5 separate regions of the Mus musculus genome follow, and all the other regions are linked to region 2. A link is a loop called in an ENCODE intact Hi-C map of the cell type or tissue named here. Cell type or tissue: left cerebral cortex. All regions are shown on one strand. Region 1 overlaps Nbl1 (NBL1, DAN family BMP antagonist). Region 2 holds the start of Capzb (capping protein (actin filament) muscle Z-line, beta). Region 3 holds the start of Micos10 (mitochondrial contact site and cristae organizing system subunit 10). Region 4 holds the start of Nbl1 (NBL1, DAN family BMP antagonist). Region 5 overlaps Capzb (capping protein (actin filament) muscle Z-line, beta).

Region 1 (5,000 bases), 110 kb before region 2:
CATGCCAGACCCTGGTGCACCAACAGTAACTCTAACTGCCTGATCTGCCCCCAGAGACTTGGCTGATGTCCTTCCTTCTTCATAGAAAGTTCTGGCTCAACCCATCCTCCCACTGATTCCAAACTCTGCACAATTAACTTCTGGGCAACTTTTGGGTCTGAGCTCCATCCCAAGCTCCCGACACAGTGAGGCTTACTTTATAGCAACCCCCTTAGCACCCCAACTCTTGCCTTGTAGAGTTGTTTCCAACTGTCTTCCTCCCTCCCCCTCCTTTCTTCTACAGAGCATCTACTCCATGACCGCGGGCACAGGTGCAGGTGGGGCACAGGTGCAGGTGGGGCACAGGTGTAGGTGGAGCTCAGGTGTCTGATATGTTGGGAAAACTGTTCATGTGACAACTGCCCAAAGCAAAGGCACACAGGGCTTGAGAGCCTATGGCACAACTTGACTGGGTCAGAGGGTTTGAAAGAGTGCCCTGAGGAAATAATACTTGAGCCAAGAGCCACGAACCAGTAGAAGTTAACTAGCTGAAGAAAGGGGGAAGGTGGAGGGGTGGCAGTTCAGAGCAAAGCAAAGATCATATGCAAAGATCCTGGGGTGGAAAGAACAGAGCAGGTAAAAGGGCTAATGTGAGGTGAGTTTGGTACGTGTTAAGCTGTTGAAGAGGTGGCAGGTTCTAAGATAATGCCAGGAAACTGGTGAGCCCAACCAATAGGGCTGAGTGGGGCAGAGAAAGGCATAGATTCTGGTAACAGTGTGTGGAGACTGAAGAACTGTGATGTCTGTGACATGGGTGGAGCCTCAGACGTATCTAGAATCTTCTACAGGTTGGTGTCAGACTGAAAAGCCCTGGAGCAAGGACCCCATGCGTATCCCCAGCAGTAGAACTCTGCAGCCTGCACGCACGGTAAGTATCCAAGTCCTGCTGCTACAGTTCGGGGATTGGGCAGCTGTACTCACAATCTCCCACATGGACTGGGCCGGCATGCAGGAGTCACAGTGCACCAGGGACTCTGTGGACTGCGGGAAGGTGTTGGGGACGCTGTAACTGAAGCATTGTCCTAGGCACGCCCTGTGGGAGGAGATGTCACTGAGCCCCGATCTCCAGGGATGGGAAGTCTTCAAGGCTCCCTCGGTCCCTGTCCTCACCCTCCTCCTCCCTGCAGAGCCCACCTGTTCTGGATAGACTTGGCCTCACAGCCGCTGTGGCCCACAATCTGCGTGATGTTCTTGGCTTCACACCAGGCACTCTTGTCCGGAAACAGGGCCAGCTTGTTGATAGGTGGCGGGGCAGCCAGCAACATGACAGGGAGGACGGCCCCCACCAGGACCCAAAGCATTGTGCCCGTCACCTCCGGAGCCCTGGAACTAAACACAGGTGGCAGGTGAGGTGCAGTATAGCCTCGGAGGTTAGGTGCTCAGGAGCAGAGGTGCCTTCCAAACATGGACTCTGATCCCAAGAGTCAAAGTCAGATCTGCACATGTAGCCCAGGCTGACCTTCAATTAAGTCTGTACCCAAGGATGATTTTGCACTCCTAATTCTCCTGATCCCACCTACCCTATGGCCAGCTCCAAATACACCTCAGACCTCTCTAAACGTCAGAAGCAGCTATATGTAGCATCGCACCTGCCAGCGCTGGGGAGACTGAACGGTCCTCAGTAGGATAGTTACTAATGTCAGACTGGGAATGCCCCTCAGTGGTACAGTGTCTGCCTAGCTTGCACGACGGCTCTGGATCGAATCCCTCAAATTATAAACCCGAAGTAATCCTTTGATTACAGCCTTAGAGACGGCTGGCTATTGTCCATGCCTCCTAAAAAGACATCGATACTCAACTCTATACCACTCAGATATGTTTCTTCTTATGATTCTCCACCAGGGTGTAGCACACATCATTATCCCCAGACTATTTACAGAGTTCTCTGCTTCAGGAGTAAAACACTAAATTTCCCAGTCAGCCACTAGATGGCGCTGCAGGACAGAAGTCTGTGTTTAAAGGAAACACTCAGAGGGGGACTTCTGCCACCTTCCCCAACTTTATCTTCTGTAGGCTTCACCCAATCCCCTACCCCACCCCACACACACCTCAGAAATAGTGGACGGGGGAGTTCAGAGAGACCTATACCAAGGAAAGTGCTTCCAAAGGCTCCATCCCCCTGACCCCTCTGAGACAGGACACTGAAGAAAGGGATGGATCTGTCTGTCTAGTGCTTTGTGACCCTCCATCTTCAAGTCTCAGTTCCTCTCTACCTGTCCTCCACCTGTAAAATAAATGGCACTTTCACACCTGATAGTGTCTCAGAATTCCCTGGGGACTTACAGTGTGAAAGCTGCCAGCTGCGATAAGATTCACGCTTTCCCAGGGTGGTTCGGATAGACTCAGCCAGGGACTATACCCAGCTCAGTTGGGAACTGTGTCTTAGTTCAGTCCCCAGAGGGGCCTGGATGCGCTTGCCTGTGGGGCAGAGGAGCAGGGATGTATTCCTCTAGTCCTCTGTAAGCCAGGTACCAGGAGTGGGGAAGCAGGTATTTTGAAAAGTATCTATGGAGGGGACAGTGAGAATCCAGGGGCACTGAGGGAGTGGAACCCCAATAAGTTTCTGCTGTGATCTGCACAATCCAAACTCACCAACAAGATCTACAGCAAACCTATATTCTTAGAGCAAGCACACCCTAAAGGAACTGACTGGACTCCTTAACTGCAACTCAACAGCATCAGCCTCCTGCTCCCGATAGAGCCCCTGCATCCCCCTCCTCCCACTCCCAGGAACTAACCTGAGCCAATGTATGACCTTGGCCTTCTAAAGCGGTCCAGAACCCATAGAAAAAGACCAGAACTCCAGGGCCCTCCCTGTGCGGGGCTAGCCTCTCTAGGCATCAGAAAGTCCCTGCTGTGTCACCTGACTCTGTGACACTTTCTTGCTCATGACAGGCAGGAAGTGAGTAAGACCCAGGTAGGAAGGGAAGCAAAAGTCTCAGTAGGAGTTAGGTTTGAGGTTTGAGCTGAGTCTCAACAGCAGTCAAGATGGATTTGGGAGTCTGACTTGGACCCAGAACTCGGAGAGGGTGAGGCTTAAGGCTGCCACAACATGGGGACTGGCTAAAGTGAAGATCAGCCTGGAGGTTGACCACAAAGCTACCTGGAGACAGGATAAGGGGACATTTGCAGTGTCCCTGGCCCAGAGAGCAGTCTCTGTTGTTAGAGCTGGCAGAAGTTAAGGAGAAACGAGTCTTCCTTTTCAGATGGCCCATGGGGAACTAGGATTAGCCATACCCTTCAGAAGAGTGGTATGCCCCAACCCACCACACCCTGACCAGGGCCTGGCAGCAGAACACTGGGATCACCCTTGACCTCCCCAGGACAGCAGCCAGAACACCAGTAGACCAGCCCGCTGTCCCTGGAGTTCTCAGTGTTCAGATTCTGCAGCCTAAGAGCTGTGTGGCTGTAAGAAAGACTTCATCTCTCACAGCCTACTTCCCTGTGTAAAGGAGAAACACTGCTCCTTCCCAGAGCTGGCATGTTCCTAGGACAGTACCCAGCATCCAGCACCCATTATACAATACCCAACATTCAACACCCAGCAGCCAGCATCTAACACCCAGCACCCAGCATTCAACATCCAATACCCAGGACCCAGCATCTAGCACCCAGTATCCAATACCCAACATCCAACTCCCAGCATTCAGCACCTAGTATCCAACACTCAGCATCCAGCACCCAGTATCCAACACTCAGCATCCAGCACCCAGTATCCAACATCCAGCACTCAGCACCCAGCACCCATTCAGTAACCAGCATCCAGCACCCACCACCACCCTCACTTTCCAGGACCATGAGTAAAGCTGGGCAATGTGGGAAGGAAGGCAAAATTTGCCATTAGGAAAGCCCCTCCTCTACCGCTCACACCCTACCCAGAGACCATGGTGCCCTCCACCTGCCTACCACCGCATCTTCTGTTCATTTCACTTGTTTATGTTCTCAACCAGCAACTCAGTGGCTCGTGTCTGTCTACACAGTGGTTAGACTCTCCCTTCCTGGGCCCTCAGAGCCTCACCCAGCTTCTCATAGCTTCCACCCTGAAGGTCACACAGAGTGCCAGAGAGCCAGGGCAGGACCGGAGTCAGTCAGTCATCTGTCCAATCAACACCCAGGCTCTGCAGAGCTTGTCCCAAGACACTTCCAGCACCAGAGAAGAGCCATGTCCTCTTGTGGGCCGTTTCATTCCCTGTAGCTGACACTCCCTTTCTGGGTACCTTCGAGGAAGGTGAGAGAGAATCTCAAGGGTAGAGCCCGAGGGCCCTACATTTACCCACAGGGGAAATGCAGACATGTGGCTGAGTGAGGGGGGTGGAAGGCCATAATTCTGGGCTGAACAGAGGGTTACAGATGGGTACTGGTGGAGGTTGAGGGAGGAATCTCCTGATTGCTAAAACAAAGACCAGAAGAGGGGATAACATGCGGGTCTAATGCAGCCGCTGTTTCTACATGAAGAACAGGAATACATGGGGTGTAGGGAGCAGGGCAGCTGGAATTTGTGTGAGCTTTTATGTCCTGACAGTAGGAAAAGCCAAGGCTTGATCCTGAGCAAATCAGGTGGGCTGGCAGTTACCGGGCAGGTGGGTGCGGGTAGAAGGCTCACGGAAATGAGAGAAGGGGAAATGGGGAGAGAGGTGTCCAGGGAGCGGGGAGCTGGGATAGAACCCTCCTCTCCCTGTCAGAACTCTGGTGCTCGGCCACTGCTTCATCTGAAACCTGGCTCCATAGACAAGAGTGAGAGCCCCAAAGATGAGCATATGGTCACAGCGAACCTGGTTCCTGGGATCTGGGTGTGGGAGGGGAGTGTCCCGCCTGTAGTTCAGTGCCATCTTTAGCGCAGGTGGACTTTACACAGGTGCCACACCTCAGACCCAGGGATGGGGCGGATATTTCTAGTGACTCTCCCAGGGTTCTAGATTCTGACAGGGGTAGGCTTTCTTTCTAGCTCCCCACAGGGAGCA
Region 2 (5,000 bases):
TATAATGTAGTTGTCTTCAGACACACCAGAAGAGGGCATCAGATCCCATTACAGATGGTTGAGAGCCACCATGTGGTTGCTGGGAATTGAACTCAGGACCCCTGGAAGAGCAGTCAGTCCTCTTACCCACTGAGCCAGCCCATCCACCCTGTTTTTTGACCCAGCGTCTCTCATAGAATTCGTCTTCTCTCTGTATAGTCCTGGCTGTCTTGGAGCTTGCTATGTAGAGTAGATTGGCCTTGAACTCCCAGAGATCCTCCTGCCTCTGCCTTCTGAGTGCTGGGATTATAGGTATATACCACCATAGGCCTTTCTAACTGAATTTGGAGTTTGCCATTTGGCTAGGCTGGCTAGTCACCAAGCCCCAGAGATCCTCCTGCCTTTCACACAGCATTGGGAATATCTCTCCAATACACAGCTAGCTGTACCTGGCTTTTACATGCTGTGGATCAGAGAGGTCCCTATGCTTGGACAGCAAGCACTTTACCCACAGTGCACTTCCCTAGGCCCAATATGTATGCTTTAAAAAATTCCCCGGTGTGTGTGTGTGTACATGTGTTTTATGTCTGTTCCCATGCAGGAAGGCATGTATGTGGGAAACTGAGGGTAACCTCAGGTATTGTTTCTCTGACATTAAAATAAAACTGTCTGGGACACACAAATAGCTTTCTGAGGCCCTCCCTAGTTACCCTGTAGTCCAGCACACAGTAGGCTCACTGCAGTTTGCTGCTCACACACAATTTAGGCTGGCCACAGTGGCCTCTGTGGATACCTAGGTGCTGACAATGGGCGCATGGTCTGCTCCATCCCCACCTTCAGCTATCTGGTCAAGCGTTAGTTTCTGAGTTAAAGCCCCCTTGGACCATCCTCCAAAATACCACCACAGGGCTCGTCTGTCTACCTGCTCTATCCACTGTTTTTCCACATCTCACCCCCAATACTTTATTAGATAGGGTACCTGGTCTCTGACCAGGTTTCAAGCTTGAAGGGGCCTTAACTCAGGACAGGGGTACTTACCCAGGCTGTAAGAGGCTCTATTCCTGGAGGTGAAATCTTACCCACAAGCCATATGCCATCATGGGCTATTTTGCTCAAAGCTGTAATTTCTCCAGCCTGCTTCCTACACAGTGCTTGGCCAATAGCTACATGATAAATACTTCCGGTGTAATGACCTTCTAAGTGCCACTCCCTTCTCTGAACTCCTGTAATATTGGTCTATGTCATTCTTGAGAGACTTACCTGGACGCTTTCTTTGCTGGTGGCTGTCCCTGCAAGCTTTCACTTGACTATAAGCTCAGAGGCCTAGGGCACAGTTTCCCCTCAGATGTTTTCTGATCTCTTCTCAGGACCTGATATGACTCTAAACGGAGGGTGAGCAAGCCGTGTAGGGGGTTGTTATAAACAAAACGTGCAATTCTAGGGCTCCTGAGTTCTAGATAACAAAACAAAATTCACTCTTTTGAACAGCAAATTTCTGGTTGGGGCTGCAGTTAAGTGGAAGAGCTTAGCCTAGCCTGCCTGAGGCTCTACGTTCAATCTTCAGACCTGAAAACAAAGAGGGATTTCTGAGTCACTATATGATTCGAGAGAGATACTCATTTAGGGAAACGGGCTGATTCTCTGTACATAATGTAAAAAAGTATATGAAACAGCATTTATTGAACCCAAATGTTCTAGTCTTCTTACCCGGGTCTTTCCCACAACTACTCTGGTAGCTATGAAGTGCAGGCAGGGATCCTTATGGCTTATTCACTTGTCATCTTTTGGTACCTAAAAGCTGCCCGCCTGGTCCTGATAGCAGGTGTTCAGCAACAGGGGCGGCAGAGCCGGCTTCCCCATGCAGGTTCCGCTCGCTCTGTAGGGGCCGGGCCTCGTCCGGCGCACCAGTTCCGGGTCCGGGTGGGTTGCGGAGGGCCGGTCCCCTCCTAGTTTCGGCGCCTTCCGCATCCTCCGCCCAGGGGAACCAGTGAACCGCTCCACCCTCAGCTAGCCCGCGTCCTGCAGCTGCGAGAAGCGAGGCTGACAGTCAGAGGAGGGACGCAAGTAGACCCAGTCCCTCCGGAACGCCACAGCCCTGGCCGCGCAGGAGCGTTGCGCCTGGCCCGCCCCTCCTGAGACAGGACACGCCCACTCGACCACAGGGCCTGCCCCCGTCCCCGCCCCCCGCGCGGCGCTCCATACTTGGCGATCGCTGCGGCCCCGCGCTCTCATTGGTCGGGAGCTGGCGGCTGGGGGGCGGGTCGGGCTGGCCGGGGCGGGGAAGGAAGGTGGTGGCTGCCCGGCGCGGGGGGGTGGGGGGGGGAGGGGGGCGCTGACCCGGATGTTCACTCTTGGGCACCCGGGGAAGTGGAAGCGCAGGGCCCTGCTGCGGGGGGGAGAGCCACAGACGCCGGGACAGGGACCGTCGCCGCCGCCGCCACCATGGTAAAGGGACCCCTTCACGGCTCCATCCCGGGACCCCTCTCACCGCCGGAGCTCGCGTCCACTCCTTCGCCGACCCGCCCGGCCCGGGAAGGGTGGGGATCCGGGGTGGGGGAGGGGCGGGGTCCCGGACCCTAGGCAGACGCCACTCTTCGGGTCCGGAGTGGGCGGCGGGAGGCCCTGATAGCCTATGACCCCGCCCTGGGCTCCATGTGGAGCCCAGTTCTTCTCCCTGCAAGTCCAGGCTAGTCTCGCCTATCCCAGGCTAGACCTTCCTTCCTTCAGGGGCCAGGCCGGGCACCCCTCTCGCAGGCCTTCATCCCATGGGCTGTACTTGGGCTCCTGCCTCGGCCCCAGGGCCCAGGCTAGGACCGTGGTTCTCGCTCCAGTGGTCCAGTCTAGGTCCCCTTCCCCCAAACTCTTCTCCTCTCCATGGCCCCAGTCTGCACCCCGATAAGCCCTTTCCAGTGAACTCTGCCTAGGTTTGTTTCCTTCACCGTCATGGAATCTTCTCTCTGCGGTCGGTCCTCAAGTGTGGCCTCTCTACTCCAGCTGTGTTCCCCCCCTCCCTGCACCTCCCTGTCCCCGGCCCTAGCCGTCCCCTTCCCCCGACTTCTCACGACTTAGCCTAGCCTGCGTCAGCCCTTCGCTGCTCTCACCCTCCCATCTAGACCCTGCTTGTTCCGTGTCCTGCTCCTGACCCAGGTGTCCCCTCTCCTGTTCCTAGGAGGCTCTTTCTGGGCAGCCTCTGGCGAGCGGGGGAGAGCCCCAGCCAGGGTGGGGGTGGTCTGGGTACTGAGCCTTTCCTAGGTTTGCCCCTTTCTGGGGAGGCCGCTTCGGTGTGAGTGAGCAGGCGAGCGAGGGAGAGAAGGGCGGCATCTGTATGCCCGGAAGGCAGAACAGGGCATTTCCCTTGGGAGGGCCTAGTGGTAGTGCGGCTAATAGAGCGCGTCTTGAGGGGTGCCCTGCCTGAGTGGGGAGCAGAGTGCTGACGGGTTGGTAAGCCAACTGGACAGGGGTGAACTCACAATTGCTCTTGTGAGGCCGCAGCCCTGGGGCTAGGGGGACACGGAGCTCAGCAGCCCAACCTACGGCCTGGACACGATGCATCCTAGCAGGCGCAGCCTTCCTTTCCCCCTGAACTGTCAGCTTGTTAGAGTTGGGACTGCTGATTATGGAGGTGCCTCGGAGCAGGTGAGCAGAAACTCACAGGCCGGAGAGCTCCCGGACTCCACTCATGGTGTTTGTTTTGGTAATGAAGACAGGCACACTATGCTAGCAACTTATTTGAGGAGCCTTAGATGTGTCACTTCCCTCCTCCCCCATACCCCTGCACCCCCTAATCTACCTGGATACCTGCAGAGCAGGCCCACCATCTTTGGTGGTGGAAGGGCCAGAGAACTACCTCACATGGTCAAGGAAGCCTTGTAAGGTAGGCTGAGAGGGAAGGCAACCCACCTGCTCCGTGTAGCCTTACAGGTGGCTCCCCTCCTGCCTGGTCGATATTTAGGAGGGGATTTTGGACCCTAGATGGTTTTGAGGTACCCTGTGCCTTGTTTTAGCAAGGGTGCAGCAACTGTATTGGGGATGACTAAGTCTGATTGGCTAGTAAACTTTCTATATATTGATTAAAAGCATAGGCAAGACAGGTTTTCATGTTATTGCTCTTGGCTGGAAACGGGCCTGGGGGTCTGAACCCCTGACCTTAGTCTGCAGGGGGAAAGGACTTGTCCAGGACAGTTTTGGGTGAGATTCTTCAAAGTAGACTGAAGTTTTCTGTGTGTACTCCCAGCACCAAAGCAGGAGAGGGTGGTGGAGTGGCCAGATGGGACTTAGTCTCCACAGAATCATCTAGGCTTTCGCTTTGTCCATCTGACAGGTGAAGAAAAGCTGGGGCATTCATTGTAACTCATTCAAAATGTTGTTGCATCTGTGTGGAGAGCACTCTTGGCCAGTGGGAGCCTGCCTAGCAGCCTCCAGACTGCGGTCTTCCTTGTCTGCTGTTGTGTGTCTGATATAATGACACTGTTGAAGAACCATAATGATGGGATGGATGCTCAGGCCCAGCCAGGGAGAGCAAGTGCTTACCTCTGCAGACTCTGGGTGGCTCTCCTGTTAGGAAATGGCCATTTTGAGACAGGAGCATAGCCTATGGGCCTGATCCCCGAGCTCTTAGGGGACAGAGATGTTGGTCTTGTGTTTTCTGCCCCTGTCTATCTGGTCCTAGAACAGTACCTAACTCTGAAAGATCTGTCGTGGAAGGCTGGGCGTGGTGCCACATACCTGCAGTCTCAGCTGTTTAAGGCATTCAAGGCCAGCTTGGGCAACAGTGAGGGTGAGACAGGAGATTGCTTAGTGTGATCTGGGATGGTCTGTGAGCGCAGCCACCCAGGTTTGACACTCGTTAACTTGTTCTTCATGTACCCCAACCTCCTAAATGTTTTCTGACTGCCTACTATGCTAGTATAATCTGATGCCCTAATGTGGGTAGTTTGGGCAAACCAGAAGTGGCAGAGTGGGGCTGCATCCTAGGTAATGAATGAAGAGGACCATAGCTCTGTTTTCAGTGGGTTGGCTGG
Region 3 (5,000 bases), 62 kb before region 2:
GAAAACTGGCTAGCTTAAGAAACATCTCATGTGTCTTAAAAACATCCGTTCATGTTTTACCAACATCCAGAGGCCAGGACAGCCAGGGCTATACAAAGAATCCCTGTCTCAAACAAACAAACAAAAATTAAAACATTACCAAACCCAAGCCATTGTAAAAGGTCTTTCACTGAAGGGCTCTGCACCCTCCAGTCAATTCCAAGGCTCTCTAGCAGCCACTCCCGGACTCGATGTCCTCTGACCCTGCTCTCACACCCAGTCTAGCCTCACTTCATCATCCTGATTGCGCCTGCCTCTGCCAACCTCACCAAAGAGGCTAATACTACCTGAGATGTCCACTGGTATCACCATTACATCCCACAGTCTCCTGGATATGTACTGGCAGTCACAGTGCTAGGATTTTACTTATCTTCCTACTTAAGTTTCTGTGGAAGCAGCTGTTTGGTTTTGAGACAGGGTCTATCTATCTACAGGGTCTATCTATGTAACCCAGACTGGCCTCCAACTGGAAGAGACCCACCTGCCTCAGCTCTTGTGCTGCATGCCTGGCTCCTCTACTTTTCTTATCTTTTTAGGTTAATCTCTATTTCAGGTTGAGGAGGAGACCATAATCAAAGCAGAAGAACTAGTGGGGGGTAGGGGGAAGCGGGGACTAAGTCACACCTCTGCAGACTCTGAAGAGCGCTCTGAACTCCACACTGTTTAGGGACTATGTTGGCATATAAATGTTAAATCCTTTTTCAAATTGCAAACCATTAAAAACAATTTGGACTAGGACTAGAGAGAGCTAAGTGCTTAAGGGCACTAGTTGCTCTTGCAGAGGACCCAGGTTCAAGTCCACAACTATCCTAAGTTCAGCTCTAGCCAATCCAACACCCTCTTCTGATCTCTTCCAGCAGCAGACATGTACATGATGTACAGACATACATGCAGCCAAGTCACCCATACACATTAAGTATAGCAATATCTTTGGCCACTTCCAGAACAATCCATTTCTAACAGCAAGCCAGCCTATTTAACCATCCGAACCACTCTAAGTTAACAATAGTTACTATTTAAACGGAGAAACACAGGCTCAGGGGTGTTAGCCAACTTGCCCCTCATGTTCTTGGCTGAATCTGGGAGTCAAAAGTAATGGATCAATTCATCATGTATGAATTCATCCTGAATGATGTCTACACTCAGTCTTCTGGGGCTTAGGAAACGGTGGGAAAAAACAAAAACAGAAAACATATCTACTTTCCATGAGCTCACGATTTCATTCTTTCCTGATAATATTCATCTAAGGATATAATCCTAAGTTCTCGTAAATAATTTCCATGCAAGAAGTATAAAATATGAACCTATGTGTGACAGCACACACCTTCACTCGCTTCACTTGTGAGGCCGAGGCTGGCAGATCTGTTGGTTCAAGACTATGCAGGAGTACCAGTTTCAAAAACGGGGGGGGGGCGGGGGGGAGAGAATGGGATCTAAGTTTCAACAATAAATGTTAGTATAGAAGAAAGAGTCGGAGGAATTGGAGAGACAGCTCAGTGGATAATAAAGCCCCTGGCATAAAAAAAAAAAAGACTTGAGCTCAAATCCTCAACACCCATGAAAAAATGCTGGGGAGGGGGAGAAGGCCGATCAAAACTCAATGGGCAGCCAGTTTAGGCAAACTGATGCGCTCCAGTTCCTGTGAGAGTCCTGTGTAGTGGTGCACACCTTTAAATCCAGCAGAGAGTGTCTGAGTTCAGGGCTAACTTGGCTGACATAGTTTTCCTGGCCAGCCAGGTCTCCATAGTGAGGCACTGTCTCAATAAATAGGGCAAAGAGCTACTGAGGGAGGGAAGCCACTCATCATCGATCTCTGGCCTACACACCAATAGCTGCAGACAATCAACAAGAGAAAGATGGAGTGGACGAGGATCAGCAGAGAGCCTGAGAACCCCAAGGAAGAAATCCTGGGGGGGGAGGGATTCTCAACTATGCCACATTATCAGCAACGCGATTTCAGGCAAGCTCCTTCACCGAGCTCCAACTCACGACGAGACAGGTCATTTCCGAGCTACCGTGGCGAGCAGCGCGCCTAACATCTGCATCACCATCACTATTATATGGGACACCCCCGCCCCCCGAGCCTCCTTCCCCGACCCCGTGACCTCACAAAGTGTGTCGTCACAGGACGCGTGTCCAAAGAGACAACCTGGACTACCGAGGGGGCCGGCGGTGGCCGCGATCTATCTGACTGCGGCCATTCTTCCGGAGAATAACCCCCGGCTCCAACTGCAGACCCGAGGCGGGTTCGGATCAATGAGGCCGGGCACGACCGCAATTGCCAGCGCGGCCCGACGGAGGCGGTTAAGCGCCTTCTTCTATGACCTTCTTCCGAAGGCCGCTTGCTCCCGGCTGGGGAGCCGTCTGCGCTCCGGCCGGCTGCTCGCCTAACCCGGGGGACATGGGGCATGGAGTGACAGAGTTTCCCGGCGCGTCCCGCACGCCTTCCCACTCCCGGAGCACCGCTGCTTCCCCGGGCCTGCACCTCCAGCCACCTCGGAAACTCCCGCGCCCTTCGGCCCGTTGTCCTCGCCGCCCTCGTCGCCCTCGTCGCCCTCGCCGCCCCGCTTGACAGTCGTCACCTGTCAGCGCCCCGCAGCTCAGCGCGCCCCGCCGTCCAGACAGCAGCAGGCCGCGGCTTGACCCCTGCGGCTTCCCGTCCGCGCGCGGGCCGCTCGGCTCCAGCCCAGGGCCTACCAGAGGCAGATGAGCTCACCTAGCTTCACGACCGTGTCGGCCATGCACCGGTCCCACTTTCTGCCCAGCTCGGACTCCGACATGTTCCTCACTGGCAACTCCAGCACTCTTCACGGCCGGCCCCCGCGCTCCTACTGATGGCAAGTCTCGCGAGAGCCGGCCGCCACCATAAGCTTCCGGCCGGAGCCGGCGCGCCAAATATCGCGGGATCACATACGTCGTCCCTGGCTTCCGGCTTTTCTTCGCTCGGTCGTCAAGGTGACAGGTTGCCTGGGAGCCGGAGGTGACCCTGACCTTGGAGATAGCGGAAGGGAAGCGAAGACTGACTACATCCAGAGTACAGAAGGCCTTGTCTTTCCTGGGTTTTTCATATTTGTACATAATTATTTTGGCCATTGCCCTCCTCCCGTTCTACTGTTGCCCTCTTTCATCCTCCATTTTATACCTACTGAACCCCATCTTCCTCATGTGTGTATGTGTATATATGTGTGTATGTATATGTATACATGTATATATATAAAATATACGTATATTATATATCTATATTATATATAATAAAACATATAACAAATAAAATAATGTGTGTGTGTGTGTGTGTGTATATATATATATATATATATGTTATATACTTTGTTTTTGTTTTTGTTTTTTTTTTTTTTTGAGGCAGGGTCTCTCTGTGTAGCCCTGGCTGTCCTGGAACTCACTCTGTAGACCAGACTGGCCTTGAACTCAGAAAACCCCTGCTTCTGCCTCCCAAGTGCTGGGATTAGAGGCATGTGCCACCACTGCCCGGCATGTTATATGAGGGTTTGGTTTTGTTTTCTGTTTCTCTGATTGTCTCTGTTTTGTTTTGTTTTGTTTTTCAGAGACAGGGATTCTCTGTGTAGCCCTGGCTGTCCTGGACCTGGCTCTGTAGAGCAGGCTGGCCTTGAATTAAGAGATCTACCTGTCTCTGCCTTGTAGGGCTGAGATCAAAGATGTGCACCACTCCATCCACAGTTTAATTAGGGTTGTCTGCATGGCCACAGTCGGGGAGTATTTATTTGAGCATGAACGACTTCCATTCAAATGGATTTAAAAACAACCCCCCACCCTGCTGCATTTTATACAGAGTGTGTGGGTGCCTGCGCATGCCCTATAATGGCACATGTGGGAGTCAGAGGACAGCTAGTGGGAGTGGGTGCCCCTCCACCCTGTGGGTGCCAGGGACTGAACGCAGATCACCAGACTTAGAGGCAGTGCTATTACTTGCCGAGTGACCTAAACAGCCCTAAAGCGCAACCAGTGTTACTTTATAGATACTTCTTTTCTTCCACCCACTCAACCCCCTAACACTAGATAGGCGATAAGAAAGGATAGGGCAACAGGTGACGTTATCATTAGACTGTTTCCTGCTGATGAGGGGCATTGAGTTCCTTGGAGCAAGCTTGATCTTCTCCAGCAGAATAGCTAGTTTCTTATTGTTTCTTCCCACTTTACTACTTAACCAGCAGCAACCCACCAACAACCTGCCCCTTGAGGCCCTAGCATTTATAGACCCTTTGGAAAGTCCCCAGGATCCAAACGTCACACAGTCGCAGAAACCATCTGCAGCTGGCAGAATCACACCCCTGGTAGAGCTCGAGGCCACGTCAGCGCTGTGGACAGTCTGAAGCAGCCCTACATCCCACACCTGGGATTAAGACAAAAGCCAAGTCTTATTTCTGTGTTTTTCAAAGAAACCAAACTTCTCACTACTCAAATACCTCTCTCTCTCTCTATCTCGTTTTAAACTGCATTTGTCCCTGCTTCCTGGACGTCTGTCTCTCTGGCTACTCATACCTGCAAGACACCACCCTCCCTGATTCTGATGGTTTCCTCCAGCCCTCACCTTTCCCTGCCTGTTTAGAATGCGGATTCTCACACCTCCATCTAACCTCTATTATGTATTGTTTCAGATGAAATGTCTATCCCACCCATACTAGTGTCTGAGAGGCATTAACTATTAGTCCTTCCTATCAAACAATGTAAAACTTATGTTTACAGGGAATTTAAAAAATATATTTATTTATTTATTATATGTAAGCACACTGTAGCTGTCTTCAGACACTCCAGAAGAGGGTGTCAGATCTCATTACAGATGGTTGTGAGCCACCATGTGGTTGCTGGGATTTGAACTCAGGACCTTTGGAAGCGCAGTCGGTGCTCTTAACCACTGAGCCATCTCACCAGCCCCACAGGGAATTTTTTCAATCTCTCCCGACTTTGAAAAGTTTTATGCCAAT
Region 4 (5,000 bases), 100 kb before region 2:
TGGTGTTTCTCAATCCGGGAAGCATCTGCCAAGTGATAGGGATTTAGTGGATACCTTGAGTTGGAACTTAAGCAAGCAGCAGGATGGCTGGGAACGGTTTCACAAGCTGCCAAGTGTCACCAACACACCTACTTGCCAGGGCAGGAGCTGAGGCAAGACCTCACCAAACTCTACCCCTGGAAGTACAGCCCCTCTAGATCTAGCTGCCGAGAAAACAGGCTATGCCTGGTGCCCACTGCGCATGCGGCTGGTGGAGAGGGTGTGGTGCTTGTGGCCGCTGCCCTGGGCTTGGGGATCAGCAGGGTGGGGCAACCCTCCAGGTCTTGGAATGGGTACAGGGACTTCCTTGAATGGATCAACTGAAAAACCGCTGCTGGGGAGTGGGCAAAGCAGTGTAAAGGCCCGAGGTCCAGCTCACACTGGTCGGGCTCGGCTCTGGATTCCTGGGTGCGGAGGGAGAGCGGTATCCTGGAATGAGTGTCGTAGGGGCAGGGCTGTTCATATCGACCGTGTCAGTGACCTGTACTTCACCTCTGTAAGCCTCACACTTACTTACCACCTGTGAAATAGACGTCGGCATAGCCTGGGAACATCTGGCTTAGTAGAGTCCCTTGGGGAGAGTCTGGCTCCAGTGTGCTGCTTGAGGCCACAAGGATTCCATGACCCCAGGAGCACCACAGGGTGGCTTTCCTTCCTTCAGCTCCAGGGCGACGCCTGAACAAACTGTGCGGTGGGTTGATAGCCAGGGTCTGTCTCATGCCATCCAGGCCTACCTCCTAGGGCCAGGCAGCTCCACCGCCCAGCTCTGGGTATCCCTATGCAAACAGTCAGGCCCCACAGACCCTTGATGCCCATAGACCAGAAAAAGTCTCCAAAACAAATGTATGCTAACTACCGGCTGCAGGGCAGAGCTACACATCTGCTCAACAGAAGTTCCCCTCAGACTTCACCAACAACCCTGCCCACCCCGCAGCCTCCGACCCCTGGGGTTGCCAGTAGGAGGAAGGAGCTGAAATTTCACTTTAAGGAGGCTGTACCTCTGGCTAAGATACAGCATCCACTCCCCTGTCTACCCCTCCAGCACACAGGCCCAGGAGAGAGGTCTGGCTTTTCAGGGAAGGGTGGAGAGGGGTGGGGGGTCACCAAGGAAACGCCCCGGCCTTGTCTCTTCTTTGGCTCTAAGTCAAGGCAAACCCGCCCAAATAGTTCCAGCATCCGTGGGAGTCTCAGGAGGCTGGCTGCTCAGTGACAAAGAGTGGGGGGCTGCCTGTTGACAACTTATTTCCCCACCCTCAGCCTGTGCCAATAGGCTGTTTTCCTGGGGTGTTCCGAGTTGCAGGCTGGTGGCTTCCAGCTGGGCAAGGCCTTGGAAAGCCTGGAAATGTGGCTTTCTCCCTTGATGCCTCCCAACTTCCCACCCCCACCCCCAGCCAGGCCAAGGCAAGCAGCTGCCCCCTTTAGTGACGCTTGTAAAAGATCATCGCCTGGCCCGGGAGCCAGAGCCGGCTGGAGGGCAGGTGGCCGGCAACAGAGCCCTGCGGTGAACACTGCCTCACTGGGGTGGAATGCTTACAAGGCTCTCCCCGCTGGAAACGCCAGCTAGCTCAGGCAGGCGGGCGCTCACGCTTGTTCTCTCTCCCTCTCTGCCCCTGCAAGTGGGGGTGGGTGACACCGGCCAGACTTTCGAGCAGGGAAGAAGAGGAATTGGGGTCTTTTGTAGTGCCAGAGGCACTCTCCACGAACCCAGCTGGGGGACCGCGCCTCAGAAGCTCCGGCAGGATGCTTTGATTTGGAGAGTGGAGGTCGGGAGGCTCTGCGCGACCGAGAGAAAACAGAGAGACAACACGAAAGTAGAGACACAAGCCCAGAGAAAGTGAAAATCGAGGCGAGAGGGACAGAATAAAAAAAGCACGGGGGAGAGGAAATGGAGCGATGGAGAGCCAGAAACCTGTGGATGGGAGACAGGGACCAAATGAGCAGCAGCTAAGAAGGGACCAGGATAGATCCAGAGGACGCGTGAGTCCAGTGTACCAGCGCTGCCCGGCGCCTGCCGGGCGACGCTCTCCCTCCTACTCTCAGTCCTGGCGGTGAAACTCCTACAAGAAACGGAGCCCCGGGGCGCGGCTGGCGACCGGCTCCGGACGCCGCCGGTGCCCCCTGGCCACCGGGGAGCCGCGCCCACGTCCCCAGCGCGGGCGATCGGAGGCGCCTGGCTGGCCGCCGGGCTGCGTAACACGAGGGTCGCGAGCTGGAGGGGAGCGGAGAGGGACTGCCGGACTCGGGGGACACTGCGGGTCGCCGGAGCAAAGGGGCTCCGGTTGCCCCGCTCCGGCATGCGGGCCCGGGCGAGACTTACCGCGCGCGGCGGCCGCGGGGAGCGCGGCGCGTCCTCCTGGGGGTCCTAGAAAGTGGGGTGCGAGCCGCGGGGGTCGCAGGCCCGGGGTCCTCGGGCTGGGGCGGCCCCGCGAGGCTCGGCTGGGCTGCGCTGCTGGCCGTCTGCGGCCCCGGGCGGGCGCGAGGCGCGGGGGAGCGGCGGGCCGAGCGCCTCCGACGTCAGGGTGTCTCAGCTCCAAATAGGGAGTGAGGGCGGGGGCAGCGGCGACGAGGGGAGGGACGCGCGGGCAGGGCGGGCGAGCGAGCGAGCGAGGGCCGCTCCCTCCACTCGTGAGCAGGGGCGCCCGAGCCATGGGCCCCGCTCCCCGACGGCCGGGACAGGGATGAAAGGGCACGAGCCAAGCGTCCGGCCGCTTCCCAGGCTTCGATTCCCCTCCGCCTGGCTTTTCTAGGCAGTCAGATCTTGCCAGGCCTTGGAGTGACAATAGTGGGTCTTTGGAACTCTTGGAGTGGGAGCCTGGCTTTGGACACGAGCTGAGTGTGGCGCTCCAACCTATTGGGGGTTCCAACACCCGGGATCCATCCTACGCTGTGCCTGTTCTTCCCTCGGGAGGTTGAGTTCTGATCTCCGCTGTGTCCTTGCCCCTTGACCTTCAGTTGCCTCCAAACAACTTAGCCGGAGCATCCAGAGAAAGGGCTGAGAGGCCAAAACACAGACTCACTAGGGCTCCTTGAAAAGAGGACAGCACGGTTCCCCTCAGGGAGAGGCTAGCTCTCTAAATCCAATAAGGTGGATTGCACTGGTGTAGCCTGGTCTATTGGTGTAAGAAGAGTGCTCTGGATTGGAGCTGTAGCTTAGTATAGCAGTGCTTTCCTAGCATGCAGGAAACCCCGACCTCCATCCCTAGCATCCTCTATACTGGGTCTAGTGGTGCCCACGCAAGGCCCACAGTCAACTAAAATAGCAAGTTCCAGGCCACCGTACAAAGAAGAGAAAGACGGTATTGGGGCGCCTTTGTTCCTTGAAGGTGATAGCCCACTGCACCATCAAACAAAATGTCCAGACTTAGAGACCTATCCGTATCAGTTACACACGCCTGAATGCACTCAGCCCTGCTCATCTGATGTCTCCAAGGTGCCAAGCATGGAGAGTGGGGAGTGGCAAGAAAGCCTCCTAGTGACTTAGTGGCCACACCATGGCTGCCCCAGGCGATCTGCTCTTCAATCCTAGCTGCTGTGCTGTTCTTCAGCCTAGAGTTTTCTGCCGCCCTTCGTCTCCCTTTCAATGCATCCTTCATCTACCAGGTGGAAAACTTTCCCAAGCTGCTCAGGTGACGTACACTTCCTCCTCCTCCAGGAGTGATCTTGCAGCCTGGGATACATATCTGCTCGTGCTAATCTCTCTTTATGATCTTCTCCATCGGCTCCCTGAGGGCAGAGCCCTTCATTTTGTTTCCGTGTTATCTCCCATTTAATAAATGCAGAGGGCCCAGAGACAACTTGAGTAGTTCATCAAAAAGTTATAAAGTGCAGAAGCTAAGGTTTGGCAGAACCCAGCCTTGCTACATTGTGGCATGTGTAGGCCATTTTACAGCCAAAGGTTGCCAGCCATCTCACTTCAGACCTTGGACAGGATAAGAGTGGATGTCTACATTCTGTAGATTCTGTAAGAGCCCAACCCATTCCCAGCAGACATGTAATCCCTACATTTGAAAGGTAGAGACTAAAGGGCCAGGAGTTCAAGACCAGCTTCTACTAGTTACATGCTGACCTGAGCAATGTGAGACCCTGACTCAAACAAAACAGGAGCTGATAAGATGGCTAAGTGAGTAAGGTCACTGACAACTGAGCCTAACAACGTGAGTCCAATCCCCAAGACCCATAAGATCGGAGAGAACTGACACCTGCAAGCTGACCTTTGACCCCCCCCCACATGTGTGCTATGGCACAAGTGTGAGCACAAACACACTCACACTAACTAACTACATAACTAACTAACTAACTAAATATATAAATAAATGTAATTTTGAAGCCAAGCAAATAGGAAAGGACTTACTCCCACCCTGTAGGAAGCTCTGTGGAGTAATATGCTTGTCAAATCACACATACAACCATTGGAGAAGGCTGGAATCCCAGCCAACACCCTTGGCAGGACAGTTCAGCACCCTCTCAAACACAGGAAGGTACCAGAGCAAATTAGACACCTAATCGAGGACATAGGATCTGAAGCTGAGTTATATCCCATAGTAGTGATGACAGGAAGCTTCAGTGTGGACAGAGGACCTGCCTAGGAAAGAACTCAGTATCTTTTAGCAGCTACTGTTTTATACCCAGCTAAGCAGTCTGTTGTATCTCATCTACTCTTTCCCATAATCCCCTTGCTCCCATTGTACTAGTGAGAACAGAAGTATCATTAGCCACCACCCCCACACAAGATTACATTAATAGTGGCTGACAAAGGCTAGATTTGATTGCACAGCCCATGGTGCTCACCACACACTCTTGGCTGCCTCAGAGCCCCTCCTGTTGAGATGATGCACCCCTGGGATCCAGGATAATGGGGCCCCAGCAGGAAAGGCAGAACCTGTCAAGTCAGAGTCTCCAAGCTCCAGGAGATACACCTGGTTGGCAGCACAGCTCCAGCTGCCCAGGCAGGCCTGGCTGGC
Region 5 (5,000 bases), 50 kb after region 2:
AAGGAGGTGCAGGGACCCTGGGCCCTTTTCCTTTGGTCATGTTTGCATGAGGAAAGCAGCTTCACCCCACACTACGACGTTTGGCCTAACCACAGACCCAAGTCTCCCAGAGCCAACCGACCATGGCCACAGAGAGAGCTCTAAACCATGGGCCAGAAGAAACATGTCCTAACTCTAAGTTGTGGCAGGAATTTGGTCACAGTAATGGAAACCTTGCATACTTCTGTGTGCCTACATCTGAGCGCAGAATTTCAGTCTGATTTTTTATAATAACCTTTTGAGGGTCCACATGCCCAACCCACCATTTTGAGAAACTAAGGCTGTAGGGGAGTGGTGTGACCAGATGGCATCAGGAATGTGGGTCTCTCTTATTCTATACTTGGCTCCTGGGTCACCTTGGAGTAGAGACACCCAGCAAGAGACAGCATGGCATGTCTTCAGGGTGTGCCAGGTTTTCCTGTGTGTAGAATGCATGGTGAATAACTTGATTCCCTTGTAATGTGAGATGTTAGGACACAGGAATGTTCTAGAAAAGTTTTCTTTTTATTGCTTGGGTTTTTTTGAGACAAAGTCTGGCTATATATCCTATTGTTGGCTTTGGATTTGACATCTTCCCTCAGCTCTCCTAGTACTGGGATCAGAGGCATAAGCTACCATGCCTAGGTATAGTTTTAACTTGTTGCACTTTAAAGATATTCTATGGGACATAAAGGACTTCTCTTCTTAAAGCCAGACCTTTCAGGGTTAACTTCGTTAGCTTCATGGTGTGGCTTGGAAGGTGCAGCCTCATGTGGAGCCAGCAGCCTTGGCATCTCCTGGACCACAGACCCCTCTCAGAGAGTGGGTTTGGGATTTGGGGTGCTTACTAAATTTTAATTGAAGCATGATAGATGTCAGGGTGGAAATGGGGCGTGACGTCTCAACAGATTAGGGTCCAGTGAAGCGTGGCTCGTTAAAAGCATACCAACATGCTGCAGAGGCCGTGCGGGAGTGATGGCCTGGGTCAGAGTCCCCCGTGGGTGCAGTCCACATGTGTGGAGCACTTGAACTGCCTTTTCTGCTGGATCCACGAGTGACCGTGAGAATCACTTCAAACGTGTGTGTTCTCTCATTGAGTTTTTCTCTGTCGTGCTTAGACATGACAGCTTTTTCTTTTTAATCTAAATTTGCAGAGCTCTCTCATTCTGTACATGTTGTTCTGTGTCCTGTTGTGGTTTTGCATCACGTGTGGTTTTGGTTTCTTCCCAAAGCTGTAATTTCAGAAAACTTGCACTACCTACGGCCATGTTTCCGTTGTCTGGAGTCAGGGTGTCTTTAGCGGGGCTCACACGGAGATCACAGCTTTCCTGTGTGCTCACTGCTCAAGCCAACGAGGAAAAGATCTGCTCTTGGAGATGTTGGAGTTTGCCTGCACTCCCCCTCATTTACATATAAGAGCCAGGCTGCCGCAGAGGGGTTTGTCTAGTCCATGCAAGGTCTGGTTACAGAGTCTCATCAAAATGTGCCCTGTGCTTGGCAGCCAGGCCCGAGGCCCAATTTGCCCTCCCAGGTCAGCACTTGGTCCTCTCCCCAGTGTCGCAGTCTTTGCTGCCTTGGGATTCCAGTGCATGCTGATTGGTAGGAAGTGACTATCCTTTGCGGATGGCCAAAACATCATTTTATTACATACTAATTCCATTGTGCTAGAGGGAAACTGGCTGAAATTGGTTGCTAAGCTGTTTCAAAAATACCACACACCCGTGTGGACCAGGGATCATGTGACGGAAGGCGCTCCTTTGACCTTCTGTGGCCTCTCTGCACACTGGCAGCTAGAGTCGGAACCTCTCTGCTGGGGTATATTTTGAGCCCTGAGCTGAGGAAGGAGTTTGTTTCTGCAGATTGGCACCCACCAGGCCATCCATCCATTGCCTTTTTAAGACTACGCCAAAAATAGCCGTGGATCTGTTTTACCAGGACGAGGAGGGCTCAGCTTGCAAACATCAATCACTGGGGAGGTTTTTTGTTGTTTTTTTTCTTTTGTAGTTCCTACCTCTTTTCCTTCTTGTAACAGTTTGTTCTTAGGTGTGCCCAGACTTACCCTCGCCTGTAACTCCAGTGTTTTAAGTTAAGCTCAATTCTGCCCACTGGTGACAGAGGAGAGCTGGCAACACAGGGTACTTGCCAGGGGAAGATGCTTGGCTCCATCACTATGGCCTCCCAACACATAGACACTCATTTTCCATGGCCCAAAGCTGTAATCATACCTGGCTATTTTGTCCTTCTGACCTGTCCCATCATGCCCCTGCAAACCCCATGCCACTCGGACAATTTGTGAGGCTGTCCCAAGTGCTGTCACTGATGAGTATGGAGTGCAAAAGCTGCGCACCCCCCCACCCCCACCCCATACCCCACCTCCACCCTTTCTAGTTCTGGAGGGCGGCATTCTGGCTGCTGTAAGGAGGGATATTCTGGAACAAACTTGGCTAGGTAATGAGCAGGCTGGCAAGGCATCTGAACGCCTCCTCCCCCACTTCCCAGGTGGCTGCACACCTAGAAAAGCAAGGCAGGGTGGCATTGTGGCCTGGCCTCAGGTGCCAGGGGACAGTAACAGAAAGATCCCTGAACTCTTGGGCCAGATGGTTTAGGAAAGTCAGTGATCCCCAGGGCCATGAGAGGTCTGCCTGCATGAAAACAAGGTGGCCCAAGCCTTGTGAGACACAGGTAGGAGGTCTCTGTGAGTTTGAGGCCTGTCTGGTCTATGAGGCTAGAGAGACATTGTCTCAAAACAAAACAAAACAAAACCCACCAAAAAGATAAAAAGAAAAAGATGGCTAGCAGGTGAGGAAGACTTTGCACATGTCTGTGTGTGCTTCACCCCCCTCCACACACACACACACAAGAACTTAATTTTACTTCTTGTGAATTCAGCCCAGACAGCGAGAGCCTAGAGCCCACGGTGGTACATCTTCAGTCCTAAACAGCTCTAGAACAGGAACAATAGACTTCAGTGTGGCTGGTGGTCCAGAGCGCTCCCCAGCCAGGTATTTTGTTGCCTATCACTTGAAGTCAGCTCCCTAGTACACAGTTGTGACTCTTGAGAGGGTCCAGGATTCAGATGGGAATTGGTCCTTATTGCTCTCACATTTAAAATTTGACTCTGTTCTTGGGGAAACAGAAGTGATGTTAGTAGGAGCTATGAGATGGTAAATTCTTTTTATGGGCCTTGTCACGGATAATCTTCACCGTGACCGTGCCTCATCTGAAGTGACTTTGTGAGGTATAAGTGAGAAACTGAAGCATGGGACGGTGAGGGCCTGCCTCATGGAGTCCAGTCTTGTCATGCAGTGGGCACAGTCTGTCACAGCTCTGGTGACTCCCACTCTCCCCTTCCTTAAAACAACCAACCACACAGTAGACCATTTCTGACAGCTAGCAGGCCTGTGAACAGAAAATCGATGAATGGGGGATGGTGAATGGAAAGCTGCCTTGTTAGAAGTCATGAGGCTTGGCTGGCAGGCTTTGGGCAGCTGCTCTTGCTTTAGGCCAGTGGGTCTCTGGGTAGCAATCTCTGCCAGATTAGGGCCTGATGGTCTCATTCTCTCAGACTCAGTTCTGAGGTCCAGAAGCAGAGGAACCTCGCTGTGGGTACCCTCCTGTTGAGGGTCTCTCTTAGCAGTCCTTTCTTAGCAGAAGAGACACTGATGTCTCTCAGGTCTGCATCACACTGCCTCCCATTGTGGTAAATACACATAGAAAAGGCGCAGCCTCCAGCATTGCATCCCCAGGGCTACTGTAGCAGGGTGGCTGCCTAGGACTGGGTATGGGGTACCTCTAGCTTTGAGGTCTTGGACACACATACTTTGCCCCTCTGAGTTTCCTCCATTATAAGATGGGGCCAGTAAAAGCTATCTTATGGGGTAAGTGGAAGAGTCAGGAATACACTTCCAGAGAGCCAACAGGGGAGGCAGGGAGGTGCTTAATACATGGGAGTTGATGCTGTGTTGGCTTCACTGACCCAGAGCCTCGGTTCTGCCCACCCAGAGGTTGTGCTCACGCCCGGAGCCACCCTCTGGGCTGTGTTTTCACAGGTGCGCCCAGCCCCTGCCTCGGCTTCCACAGCAGGGCAGCTCTTGATGACAGGGATTCAGCTTATTTAAGCTGGGGCGGGGGGGTGGGGGGGTGGAGGTGGGGGTGGGGTGTGGGGGGGAAGGTTAGGCCTCCACTGAGGCCCTTGGGTGGTCATGGGAACAGTCTACCCTCACTTGCCCTGACCTGAAAAGCCAAAGCTTTCAAGTGGGAAGGAGCCCTCCAGTCCAAGTCGAGTTGAGGTTCTGAGGGGCCAACCTGAAATCTGTGTCCACTGGCTTCTCCAAAATTCAGACATCTCCACTTTCTTAGCCTGTCATTGCTCTTCATGGCTGCAGAGCGAACACCTTTGTCCCTGAGTGCCCTGAATCTAGAAACTGTCCAAGGCGGGGCAGGAGATGGGTGGGGTAGGCTGCACAGATTAAATGGTTATTGCAAAGAGTCAGGGTGAACTAGGACACACCAAGCCGTCCCCGGCCACTACCTGCAGGAGCCAGATCTTCCAGACCCATTCCCACGTTAGGATTTTCTCCTTCCAGATTGTTGGAATCCAGACACCCAAGGCCACCTCTGAGGGTTTTTCCCAGTCACAAAGTGGCCCAGTTTCTAGCTTTCTCCCCTCTTGTCGAAGTCTTCTTTTCTTTGAGGCTATTGGAGCACCTCATCTGCTAACCCCTCCTCAGGTTGCTGCTGACTCCGTGGTGCCAGCAGCCAGGCATGGCACTAAAGCTCTGGCAACCAGAGAACTGGTTGGTTTTGCACTTCTTGAAAACAAACATGTCCAGTTGGTGCCCCTTCCTTGCCAGGCCACCTGGTTACCACACTTGCAGCTCAGGCTCCTGCAGAATTCTTAGCCATGTGTTTCTAGGGTGCTGATCTGTTTCAGTATCTAAAATATGAAGTGGGGGTCTTTGGGCACCTTAAAAGTGGAAGCT

The links. Hi-C counts contacts between places; a loop is a spot of excess contacts. Peaks named below come from ENCODE experiments on the same cell type or tissue, not always from the same donor. Only the 100,000 strongest peaks of a DNase experiment are listed, where the experiment ranks them.
Region 1: it touches region 2 in a loop (2.5-fold over the local background); 10 of 42 quality-filtered maps call a loop at or near these places.
Region 3: a loop joins it to region 2, with 5 times the contacts of the local background. A loop is called at or near these places in 11 of 42 quality-filtered maps.
Region 4: a loop joins it to region 2, with 2.4 times the contacts of the local background. A loop is called at or near these places in 10 of 42 quality-filtered maps.
Region 5: a loop joins it to region 2, with 2.1 times the contacts of the local background. A loop is called at or near these places in 13 of 42 quality-filtered maps.

Annotation. Positions count from the first base shown.
Region 1 is chr4:139,084,281-139,089,280 of GRCm38, forward strand. It overlaps Nbl1 (NBL1, DAN family BMP antagonist), which reads right to left. Exons shown (of 4, transcript NM_008675.2): 2 at 1,174-1,368; 3 at 961-1,072. The coding sequence starts at 1,340. Among named protein-coding and RNA genes, the nearest start is that of Nbl1, 6.2 kb to the right of the region's middle. In left cerebral cortex, a CTCF peak has its summit at 1,957 (motif pointing right); DNase peaks (open chromatin) are centred at 1,165 and 1,964.
Region 2 is chr4:139,190,605-139,195,604 of GRCm38, forward strand. It overlaps Capzb (capping protein (actin filament) muscle Z-line, beta), which reads left to right and starts at 2,295. Exons shown (of 9, transcript NM_009798.4): 1 at 2,295-2,424. The coding sequence starts at 2,422. In left cerebral cortex, no CTCF peak of the experiment used is centred here; a DNase peak (open chromatin) is centred at 2,162; H3K4me3 peaks cover 3,199 bases; H3K27ac peaks cover 2,181 bases.
Region 3 is chr4:139,128,167-139,133,166 of GRCm38, forward strand. Micos10 (mitochondrial contact site and cristae organizing system subunit 10) reads right to left here and starts at 2,947. Exons shown (of 4, transcript NM_001163006.2): 1 at 2,756-2,947. The coding sequence starts at 2,819. In left cerebral cortex, no CTCF peak of the experiment used is centred here; DNase peaks (open chromatin) are centred at 2,162, 2,378, 2,927, 3,547 and 1 more place; H3K4me3 peaks cover 2,234 bases; H3K27ac peaks cover 1,653 bases.
Region 4 is chr4:139,090,471-139,095,470 of GRCm38, forward strand. Nbl1 (NBL1, DAN family BMP antagonist) reads right to left here and starts at 2,500. Exons shown (of 4, transcript NM_008675.2): 1 at 2,357-2,500. In left cerebral cortex, a CTCF peak has its summit at 2,162; DNase peaks (open chromatin) are centred at 1,662, 1,855 and 2,598; H3K4me3 peaks cover 1,812 bases; H3K27ac peaks cover 1,676 bases.
Region 5 is chr4:139,240,933-139,245,932 of GRCm38, forward strand. The region is part of intron 2 of Capzb (capping protein (actin filament) muscle Z-line, beta); the gene reads left to right. Among named protein-coding and RNA genes, the nearest start is that of Capzb, 51 kb to the left of the region's middle. In left cerebral cortex, a CTCF peak has its summit at 2,131; DNase peaks (open chromatin) are centred at 1,355, 1,447, 1,483, 1,887 and 1 more place; H3K27ac peaks cover 2,857 bases.